Regions from separate parts of the Homo sapiens genome. Here all the other regions are linked to region 1. A link is a contact called in ENCODE Hi-C or POLR2A ChIA-PET data. All regions are on one chromosome and are shown on one strand. The core of a region is the stretch at or near the end of the contact, and the rest is flanking DNA. Distances in the headings are between cores, read along the strand shown.

Evidence for each region. Hi-C counts contacts between places; a loop is a spot of excess contacts on that map. ChIA-PET counts read pairs that join two places held with the same protein, here RNA polymerase II (POLR2A). Pooled maps may share reads with other maps.
Region 2: a pooled map shows a loop between it and region 1 (5-fold over the local background). The contact joins the enhancer-like site here to the promoter of PACC1 in region 1. A Hi-C loop is called at or near these places in 4 of 50 pooled maps. POLR2A ChIA-PET finds 5 or more read pairs at or near these places in 2 of 52 experiments (activated CD4-positive, alpha-beta T cell and activated T-cell).
Region 3: a pooled map shows a loop between it and region 1 (4-fold over the local background). The contact joins the promoter of BATF3 here to the promoter of PACC1 in region 1. A Hi-C loop is called at or near these places in 6 of 50 pooled maps. POLR2A ChIA-PET finds 5 or more read pairs at or near these places in 3 of 52 experiments (activated CD4-positive, alpha-beta T cell and activated naive CD4-positive, alpha-beta T cell).

What each region holds. Positions count from the first base shown.
Region 1 is chr1:212,413,036-212,416,519 of GRCh38, forward strand. It overlaps PACC1 (proton activated chloride channel 1), which reads right to left and starts at 1,851. Exons shown (of 8, transcript NM_018252.3): 1 at 1,687-1,851. The coding sequence starts at 1,722. RefSeq lists a silencer at 1,503-1,562.
Region 2 is chr1:211,937,197-211,940,680 of GRCh38, forward strand. It overlaps INTS7 (integrator complex subunit 7), which reads right to left. Exons shown (of 20, transcript NM_015434.4): 20 at 3,207-3,484. Among named protein-coding and RNA genes, the nearest start is that of INTS7, 97 kb to the right of the region's middle. RefSeq lists an enhancer at 1,709-1,788. Within about 2 kb of position 1,700, at least 5 of the 41 ENCODE cell types and tissues checked have a DNase peak (open chromatin) inside an H3K27ac peak, as active enhancers do.
Region 3 is chr1:212,698,247-212,701,730 of GRCh38, forward strand. It overlaps BATF3 (basic leucine zipper ATF-like transcription factor 3), which reads right to left and starts at 1,594. Exons shown (of 3, transcript NM_018664.3): 1 at 1,427-1,594. The coding sequence starts at 1,516. RefSeq lists silencers at 892-1,341, 1,532-1,611.

The DNA.
Region 1 (3,484 bases), core at 601-3,100:
TTATCCACTGTGCTCCACACCCTATAAACCTAAAAACTTTCAGACACATCTCATTCCCCAGGATTCCCCCACTGTTTAGGGTACAGAATCTAGGGGTCATGGAATCCACAGCACTGGTTAAAATCCCTCAGACTCCTTTCAGACAAAGGAAACAGATGGAATAAAGGGGATGGGAGGAGAAATATAGAAATCTGTCCAAGGCCAGATTCCAGCCAAGATCCTACACTAAAAAATGGCAAGCCTTAGGCAAATCTCATCTGCCTTCAAGTTGGCTTCTCCCTCCACTGTAGGGCTAAGCCACCTGCTTTATATAGTCCACAAAGCCCTTCTGTGAATCAGTCTTTTACAAAGGGAGATATGTACAGCAGTAACTATTGACTAAGACAGAAGGCAGCAAGTTCATTATGAGAAGGACAGACAGAAATGCAGACGGGTCTGGAAAGCGGACCCCTATGGAACACATGGAACTTGAGGTAGCCCTTGACTTCTGGGGGCATTTTACCCAATGGAGCTTGGCGGAGCGTTGATGAAGGAATGGAGTGAGCACACGCACAGAGGCAGGAGCACATTTTAAAACTGAGTTTCCACTGTGCCAGACCCTAGGTGGGTTAGGAGGTGGCAAAGGTAATGGGAGACATGGCTGCTGTGCTGTTCAGAGCTTTGGGAGCCTGCTGAGAAGTCTGGACTGTTCTGGGCAGACGAAGGGCAGCGTCAGGTCTGAGAAAAAAGGAATGCTCCGAGGTGAAGGCAGGGCCTCAAGGCAAATCTGGAGAGTATAAGAGACTAAAGGGAGCGATGGTAACACAGTATCGCACTCAGAGGTTACAGCAAACACAGGGACACAAACTGGAGGAGGACCGACCTGGAACTGCCTGACTTTGGCCAATGAGGCGGCACGATGGAGGGGCACAGAAGAGGACGGTTGCCAAAGATGACCAAGGTTTGGGGGCCGAGAAGTGGAGGCGGAGGAGGAGAGCAGTTTCACTAATACAGCTGGAGAAGTGAGGAGGCAGGGCTTGCTTGAAGGAAGCGCTGGACGCACAGCCTGCAGCGCAGGACAGAGAAGAGACAAAGAACTGGAAAGTGATAAAGTCGTGGGAGGAGGTGAGACTGGAGGGAGAGACGAAGAGGAGCGAGAACTAGCAGAGTCCATGAAGGCACTTTTTCAAAGTTAGGTGGTCACCAAAAAACAGGTAATCAATCCTGTCACCAGCCGCGGGGACAGCGAGGCCTTGGGCTTGGAGGGGGAGGATGCCGACGATGCCGACCGCGCATCAGATCTCGCCGGGAGGAGGGCGCGGGCGCTCCACTTGTTGCAAAGAACGCCGGGTTCCTCTGGGCCATTGGGCTGCCGCTCCGGCGGGGAGCGCGGAAGGCTGGGCCTCAGGTAGCTTCAATCATTCACCTGCTGGTTACGGGTCGCGGCGCCGGGGACCCTACTCCGGACCTCGGCCATGCAACCCGCAGCATACGGAGAACGCTGGGCGCCCGCTCCGCTGCCCCGCTTCCTTCCTGCCCCTGGGCCGCTCCTCTGCACCCCGGGAGCCCTCCCCTGACGCACCCGTCGGTCCCTCGGAAGAGCCCTCTGCCGCGCAGCCCCGACACCCCCCGCCCCGCATCCGCCCAGGCCCCCGGGACCCTGCTCCTCCGCCTCAAACTTCCCTTCCGTCTCTCACAACCTCGTACCTCCTGGTAGGATGTGGAGCGCTCCTGCCGGATCATGGCACTGACCAGAGCTTCGGCACACCTGAGACCGCCCCAGCCCGCGGCGCACGGACGCAGCACTGCGGCCGCTGCACCTGGACCTACCGGCTCCGCGAGGCGAAACCGGTCCGGAGGGGCGTCCCAGAGACCAGGCGTGGCGATACTCGGCGCATGCGCCTGGCCGCTGCCGCCCAGGAGTCGCGAAAGTGTTGATGGGAAATGTAGTTCTGGGCGGGGGCGCCCCTCACACCAGCTCTCACCCCTGTGGCGGAGGCCTGCATGTGACCCTGGGCCAGCTAAGCTGGTCCTTAGACGCGTGCCTCTGCGTCTCTCACTTCCTCTCTTTGTTGGAGGGGGAGGGACGGAGAAGAGGAGTGGAAAGTGGAACAAAGTCAGATGAGTAGGAGCCCCTAATCTATAATTGCAAGAGGAAGCTTGGCCTGGCGGTTTAAAACGGTAATAAATGTCTGGAGAGCACTTTGTATGTTAGTTACAAAGCGCTCTCACTCACATTATGCCGTTGATTCTGCAAGGAACCCTGTAAGAAGGACATTTTTCTCCCTAATTTACAAATGAGGAAACTGAGGTACTTTGTTTCAGAAAGGATGCGGGTGGAGCGGTAATCAAATGAAGATTATTTCATCCAGGGGTAGACTGCGGAGCCCATGTTCTCTCCATTATTCCAGGGGCAGGAGTACCCCTAGGTTCTTGTCCTGGCTCTGACCCTCCCCTTTAGGTCTTGCAATGCTCTGAGCCCTCCTCTCCTCGCCTTAGAATGCAACTGCTAAACCCTGCCCTGCCTGACAAGGCCTATGAAAGCAGAAAGGAAGGATCGTGCAGAGAAAGCCTAAAGCCGCTGTTCAGCCACAGAAGAAGCCTCAAGCGCTAGATGTGGCGTCAAATCTGGTGTTGGCCCTGTGGCAGGGTGGACCTGAAGACCACATCTTCCTCTCCTCCCACTGCCTGAAACAGCTGTTGTGTGAGGGCCCTCGGCTCCTCAGTGGTGAAGCAGATAGAGGCTGCTTGTTGTGCCTTGGTGAATGCTGCTCTGTGTCCCTTGCAGCTGCAGCTTGGTAACCCCTCCACTCAGGCCACTGGGAGCCTCTTCTCTCCTCAGTGATAAGCAGAATAGTGCCAGCCACATCAAAGAACCCTGGACCTCCTGGAGCATTAGCAATGGGAGGTCCCCATCACCTCTCCTGACCACTCACCCCTATCCTAGGCCCTCTGCTCTTAAATCTGTTATATGGGACAATATATATAGTGCCTAACACATTGTAGGCACTCGACAAATGTTTGTTAAATTTATGAATGGAACACTGATTCCAGCCATTTCATTTAACAGTTGCTTACCAAAACAAATTAACAATAGCAGACCACTAATTAAATTCCTTACTGTGTTAATACAATGGTACTTGATAGAACAAGTTCACACCATCATAGAATATTAGAGCTGGAAGGAACCAGAGAATTCTATTCCAACCCTGTCATTCCTCTCTAGTCTTTGTTGGTGTGACCAAACTGGAAAATTATGGGCTCCCACATTTGAAGGAGATACTGGCTAATAAAATATAAAATATGGCTTAACAAATACAATGTGCTGGGCACTGGGATACAGAAATGGATAAGATACCCTTGGGTCCTGGCTTTCGTGGCTCTTTCATGCAACTGTGGAGAGACAGATCATAAACATGTAAATAATGTTCTGTCCTTGCAGCCCCCAAGTCCTCTCTCCCATTCCTTCATGAGCACACACCAGTCAGGCTTTACTCCCCTCCAC
Region 2 (3,484 bases), core at 450-2,949, 480 kb before region 1:
CACTTAAGGGTCATCTAGGTCTTAAGGTAACAGTTCTCATTTTTTCATTTTTCATTCCCTGCACTTTCCAACTCCATAGGCAGTAGCCACATGAAGCCATTTAACTGAAGGAGGCCGGGCATGGTGGCTCATGCCTGTAATCCTAGCACTTTGGGAGGCCGATGGGGGTGGATCACTGGAGGTCAGGAGTTCAAGACCAGCCTGACCAACATGATGAAACTCCACCTTTACTAAAAATACAAAATTAGCCGGGTGTGGTGGCACATGCCTGTAATCCCAGATACTTGGGAGGCTGAGGCAGGAGAATCACTTGAACCTGGGAGGCGGAGGTTGCAGTGAGCTGAGATCGCACCATTGCACTCCACCCCAGGCAACAAGAGCAAAACTCCATCTCTAAATAAATAAATAAATAAATAAATAAATAAATAAATAAAATAATTAAATTTAACTGAATTAAAAGTAAATTAATTCAGTTCCTCAATCACACTAGCCATATTTTAAGTACTCAATAGCTACATGTGGCCAGTGGCTGTAGCGGTTAGTGCAAATTTAGAACGCCTCCATCATTACAGAAAGTTCTGTTGGTCAGTGGTGCCTATACTCTACATACCAAGTGCCAGGTCATCTTATTCTCAATATTCTGTTGGCAGGTATTGGCACAGAAAGATCAAGTGACTTATCTAAGGATTAATGATGAGTCTTATAAATAGAATTTAAACTGACTTCTCTGGGACCCTAGTCTGAGGATCTTGTCTAATTGGTTTGTTCTTCTCTGAACAGTATCTTAACATGAGAAATGGCATATTCCCCAGTTGCAAATTGCCTGCTATCTTGGTTGGTTTGCGCTAGAAAGGTTATGTCTGAAGGTCTTAGTTTAAGCTGGAATACATTAATTTCTGAATAGTCAACATTCTATTGCTATCATCACTGAAGGCAATCAGCAGAATGTATTTACATATATTTCCTTGTATGTCTGCCTTTACATATTTTAATTAAATGATTTATAGCATAGTAGACAGAAATTCTATTTTGTTTAGATCATTATTACTCAATGTACCCAAATTGCATTAGGAAAGATAGCTTAAATGTGTTTAATAGCAGAGACAAGGTAATAAAATGCTCAGTGAGAACTGATCTAACACTTTGGAAAAAAAAATACTAAGGAGGATAATGACAGTAGTAGTAATAATAAAAGCAAATGCTTATATATCTGTTTTACTATATGCCAAGCATGTTCTAAGTAAATTCTATACTAACTCACTTAATTCTCATACCTACCCCATGAAACACTAATATGTTTCTCTATTAGGAATAAGGAAATTGAGGCATAGAGAGACTAAGTAGCTTGTCCAAGGTCATAAAGTTAAGATTGGAACCTCGGCAGTATGGCCCCAAAGGCTGGTGCTCTCAGTCACTGGACTACACAGCAGTCCCCCTTATCAGTAGGAGATACGTTCCAAGATCCCCAGTGGATGCCTATGACTGAGGATAGTACCAAACCCTATATACACTACATTTTTTCCTATACATACACACCTATGCCAAAGTTTAATTTATAAAATAGGCACAGTAAAGAGATTAAGTGATTATAAAATAGAACAATTGTAACAATATACTGTAATAAAAATTATGTGAATGTGGTCTATCTTCACCTCTGGGAACTGAAACTGAAAAGCAAAGTGAAAGTGAAAAGCAAAAACTGCAGATAAGGAAACACTACTGCACTGCAAAGTGACGAAGCACTGAGAAAAACTAGTCCTGTCTTCCTAGCTTTAACCAGCAAGTGCCCTTCATATTTCTAAATTTAGGGAACATGCCCACTTCACAATTAGTATGCATCTTTCTTTTCTGCATCTCATTTTTCTTTTCATTCATTAGTGTAGTGTTGAAGTTATAAACAGCTTCCCCCACCACAAATAACCATTTAACAGTTGATGCCAAAAATTCAGTAGATATTTTACTAAACAAAATCAGAGTTCCAATCCTGGATCTAATGGACATACTAAAATAAGTCTTTCTTGCTTCAGAGTTATGTTCAGTTCAGTTATACTCTGAACTTCTTGGACTTGCTTTTATTTTAATAATTCCTGGCCAGGCACGGTGGCTCACACCTGTAATCCTAGCACTTTGGGAGGCCAAGACGGGCGATCACCAGAGTTTGGGACCATCCTGGCCAACATGGTGAAACCCATCTCTACTAAAAAATATAAAAACTAACCAGGCGTGGTGGCACATGCCTGTAATCCCAGCTACTCGGGAGACTGAGGCAGGAGAATCACCGGAGCCTGGGAGGTAGAGGTTGCAGTGAGCTGAGATTGCACCACTGCACTCCAGCCTGGGCAACAGAGCGAGACTCTGTCTCAAAAAAAAAAAAAAAAAATTCCTTTCTGAGTTTGTGCCAGGAGCCCATAATACACCAAGTTAAAAAGTTCATAAACATAGCTATCAAAACCTATCTTTTAAGAACATAACATTTGGGAAGTTCTCAAAGGGAATTGATGGCTTACAAGATTTGCTTCTTTTTTGGAGAAATCTACCTTGAATGGCACCAGAAGCTTGAAATCCACATTGTAAACTTTAACCCTGAAAATAGCCACTTAATTACAAATAAAAAAGATCTCCAATTTAAGAAATGTTTTTGTTTGTTTTTAGTCTTTCAGTCACTTGATAATACAACTCTAGGCTGGAATCCAGAAAACCAGTCTAATTCAGTCACTTGACAGACAAAAAAAAAAACCCCTAAGATGTAGAGGTAAAGTGACTTGCTTGGTCACACAGCTAATTCACCAGAACCAAGAGTGAAACCCAGGCTTTCTGATTCAGCTGTTTCCACACCTGGTAAAAGAACAAGGGGTTCTGCACTGCTCTGGCAATTTTTCCTAAGCACGTGTTCCCAGGTGCTGAGATGACTGTGTAGGTTGTGTGAACCTCATACAACTGGGCTGCATCTGAAGAGATGTCATTCAACCGTGGACACTGTAGATCTGTACACATTTTATGAGAATGTTCTGGCTGTTAGCAGTACAATGGGTTGTGCTCATGAAGGCAAGCAATCTTGGAGAGACCCAAGTTGCAAATCACTTCTCAGTCCCAGAGGCCGCATGACAAGAAAGAAAAAAAAAACAACAACCCCTTTTTATTTTTTATCTTAAGCTCCATTCTCCTTTGAATTAATGTTGACTTTGAAGAGAAAAAGGCAAAACACAAGCAAAGAAACAGATATTTATTTAAAAAGGAAATTCCAGGGAAAGTACCCTGCTTTACCTTAGGAGCTGCATCCGGCCAAATTACTTATAGCATCGGCATCTGCAACCATATGATCCCTGATGTTTAGAAATCGTGATCCTGAAGCCCTAAATGATCCCCAATCAAAAAGCAGTTAAGTTATATCTACCATACTGTGCTAAGAAAGTCTATTTTATCATGGTTTTCAACCAGAATTAAAATAGGAAAAAAGGGGGTTTTCTGGCTAACCAGAAAACTC
Region 3 (3,484 bases), core at 344-2,843, 280 kb after region 1:
CAGCTCTTTAGCTTTAGAATCACACAGATCCTAGTTTTGTCTCTTAGTGTCAACATGGTCTTGTGTAAATGGTTTAAATTCTCTAAATTTTCAGTTTTCTCATTTATTGTAAGCATAATTCATTCATTCTTTCAATATGTATTAACTGAGCACCTACCATGTGCCAGACACTGTTCTAGACACTGGGGATACAAGCCCTAAACAAAGGGTCAGTGAACTCTGCAGACTTGGTGCTAACAGCCTAATGCTTAGGATTGGGATGCGATGAAATGAGATTTTGTCCTAAAGCTCCCAGCATACAGTATGCCCTCAAGAAGTTACCTGCCTTTGTTGAAGTTGCTACTTTAAAAAAAAATGTATTCTGCATAGTGCTTCTCATGCCTCTTTGCTCTCTGTAATCAAAAAGTCACTAGCACAAGAAAGCAGCCTGCATACTGCCCTCGGGGAGCTGACTCTAAACTGGACTCATCACCATGATCACACCTGCCAACCCAGCAGAAACATTTAATCAAGACAGAAAGAGGTGAGCGAAAGTTAGAGATAGTATTATGTTATTAACCATATCTGATTCAGTCTCAAAAATCCTGAGAGGTTGATGTTACTATATTCATTTTACAGATGGGGAAATGGACGGTCCGAGAGGTTAAACAAATTGCTCAAGGCTGCTCAGCCTGTGTGTGGCAAAGCCCAGGCCCAAACTCAGATCTCTGTGACACTCCAGCGACACCTGATGACATGGGCCGGGCGCTGAATTGGGAAGGTGGGGAGTAAGGATGAAAAGACCCAGTCTTCGTCGTAAGGCAGGTGGCCAAGACCCAGGCAAAGTTTCCAGACGGCCGTCCCTGTGGCCAACCTGGTCTCCTTCCTGACTGCGCCGCTGTAAACGTTGCTAGGGGACAGCGAACTGGGAAGGGGCAAAGGGTTTCCACCAGCTGGGGGCGGAGTCGGCCCTTTGTGGGTTCCCTCCGCCCAGGCTGACTAGTCCGGCGTTCTCCATTCCCGCGGCAGCACCCCCCCCACCCGGGGGAATCCTGGAGGGGCTACAGGCGCGGGTGGTGGGGTGGCAGTCGCTGGCTGCGCCAGGATGGGGCGGCCCTCAGGGCAGTGCGGAGCCCACGTGCCGGGGAGCACCGGCCATGCCCGGCCCAGCCAGGCGTCGGCGCCCTCGGGCTTCTTCCCCCAGAGGGCGCAGGAGCTGGCTCAGGAGCCATTCCAGGAGCCGCGGACACTGTGCGCACGACAGGGTCCCTGGATCGCCCCCATTCCCCAACATCCCTACGCCCCTACCTCTGCTTGTCTCCGGCCGCACCCGCCACCTCTGCACCTCCGCAGTCACCACCACGGAACTCCAGCACCCACCTCCTCGCCCCCCGCGGCGCGCCGGTCCCCGCACCCCACGGCCCTCCCTGAGCCTCTCGCCCTCTACCTGCTGCTGCGGCTGCGGCTGCGGCTGGTTCCCGGGCGCCGCGACGCTCCTCTGCAGGACGCTGCCGGCGGCCGGGAGCCCTTGCGACATGCCGGGCGCTCCTCTGGCCCGGCCCGCCCCGCCCCGCCCGCGCGCCCTGCCCGTGGGGCTGCCTACGGGCGCTGTCCCGCCGCCGGCATCCTCGTGCCGCACCCACGGCCTCGCGCCGGCCCCGCCCCCTCAGGCTTCCCGCTCTCCCCGCTACTCCACGCGTCGGCCCAGTGTCCCCGCGCGCCAGTCCCGGCAGCCGTCCTTCCCGTCCCACGTCTGCCCCGCCCTCCTTCTCCCACCCCCGCCTCGTTTCCTCCTCTGCCCGCCCTCTCTCCGCACCTCGGGGTCCCAAATCCCACCCCTGCCGCGGCTTTCCGCCGGCGCCCCGCGCTTCGTGGAAGTCACGTGGTGGCTCTGAAACCCCGGAGGGAACGCGAAGCCCACCCACGCGAGGCGACGCCCGGGGGGGTGGGGACCAGGGGGGCGCCATGCAGCCTTTGGGGTCCTTCGGCGGCTGCCGGGGAACTCAGGTTGAGAAACACAGTGGGTGTTTTGGGGTCGGTGTTTTTTCCCGGTCCCATCGCGGCATCTTCCTGCGCCTCAGCCACGCCCTGCGTCCGCCCCCCGGCGCGGGGGTCACAGTCCCGGGGGACTTTCTCCGCGGCGATCAGTCATCCGGGCGCCACTCTCGCTCCTCCAGCGGCCCCGAAGCCGCGGCTCTGGGGTGAAGACGCCGGCTTCACCGAGTCCCACCGCGCACCCCGAGCCACGGGCGCCCCAGGGACTCTGCAGGGAGTGCCTGCCCTTCCCGTCTCGGGTCCGCCGGGCTGTGGGAGGGAACGAGGCGGGGCGGCCCCGAGGGTGAATTCCCGGAGCGGAGGGTGGGCATGGGGAGGATGTCCCGGACAAAAACGGTGACGGGCTTCCCTGAGAGCGAATCTGCCACGTGGGACGTCACTAGTGACAGGTTTGGGGATCTGGACCCGCCATGCCACGGTTAAACGGCCCAGATCATTTTTCTTTTTCAAGATTTATCTGCTCGTGCCAAGCTGGGGACCGGGTTGAGGTAGGGCAAGTCCCTGTCCACCTGCCTGCCAGTCAAAAGATGCGAAGCCAAGACAATTACCCGTGGTCCTAGCGAAGGAAACACTAGCGGCCACAGGCTGTGGTCTGCATGCTGTGAGCACCGGGAAAGATAACCGCGATTCGGGATGGGCGGGTGGGAACCAGACCAGAAGGGCAGAAGTGCCTACCAAGTGTGGTCGCTTGGGTCTTCAGGTTTGTGGGCAGCAGTGGGCATGGGGACAGTCATTTCCGATTCCTTTTTAAGTCTTAAATGAGTGCACGTGCCCCCCGCCAGGATTTAAGACCCACTCTTGCAAAAGCTTTGAGAGAGCTTGAGTGAACTTGGCTGCCTGGAGGCCAGCGGGAAAGCGAGCGGAGATTCTTGTCTGTGTGATCAGAAGCTTCGGCCAACTGAGAGGCGGGGAGGAAGACGGAGGGTGGACGCAGCCCTTTAGAGTTGCAGCGCCACACTCCACAGCAGCAAGGCTGCGCAGCAGAGCCAGCGCTACGCTGGGTTATCTGCCCGGATTAATCTTTTCCTCTCCGTTATTTCATCACTCAGCTTAACTGGTGGTTGCCCCAGGACTATTTTGCATCCCACAAGGTACCCACACAAGGTGCCTAGCATAGCACGCTACATACACTCAACAGGTGCTCAGTATATGTATTGCACTAGGTCAGCTGAAAGCTCTCATTCCTGAAGCACTAAAAGGGCTCTAACGAGCTAGGAAAACATCTGGGTCAAGGGGTTATCATTTTCAGAAGTGATTTCATTCCCCAGTGTTTTTTATGCACAGAAAAGGCAAGGTAGAAACACCTCGGGAACATTCCCGTGCACTCCTACACTTTATTCTGGTCATGCCCACTTTTCTCACTGAACCACATCACATTTTAAGTCCTTTGGGGCTGCTGCTTCCCTGTCTCTCCCCAGGGAGCCTGAAACCATGTCCCAGCACACACGAA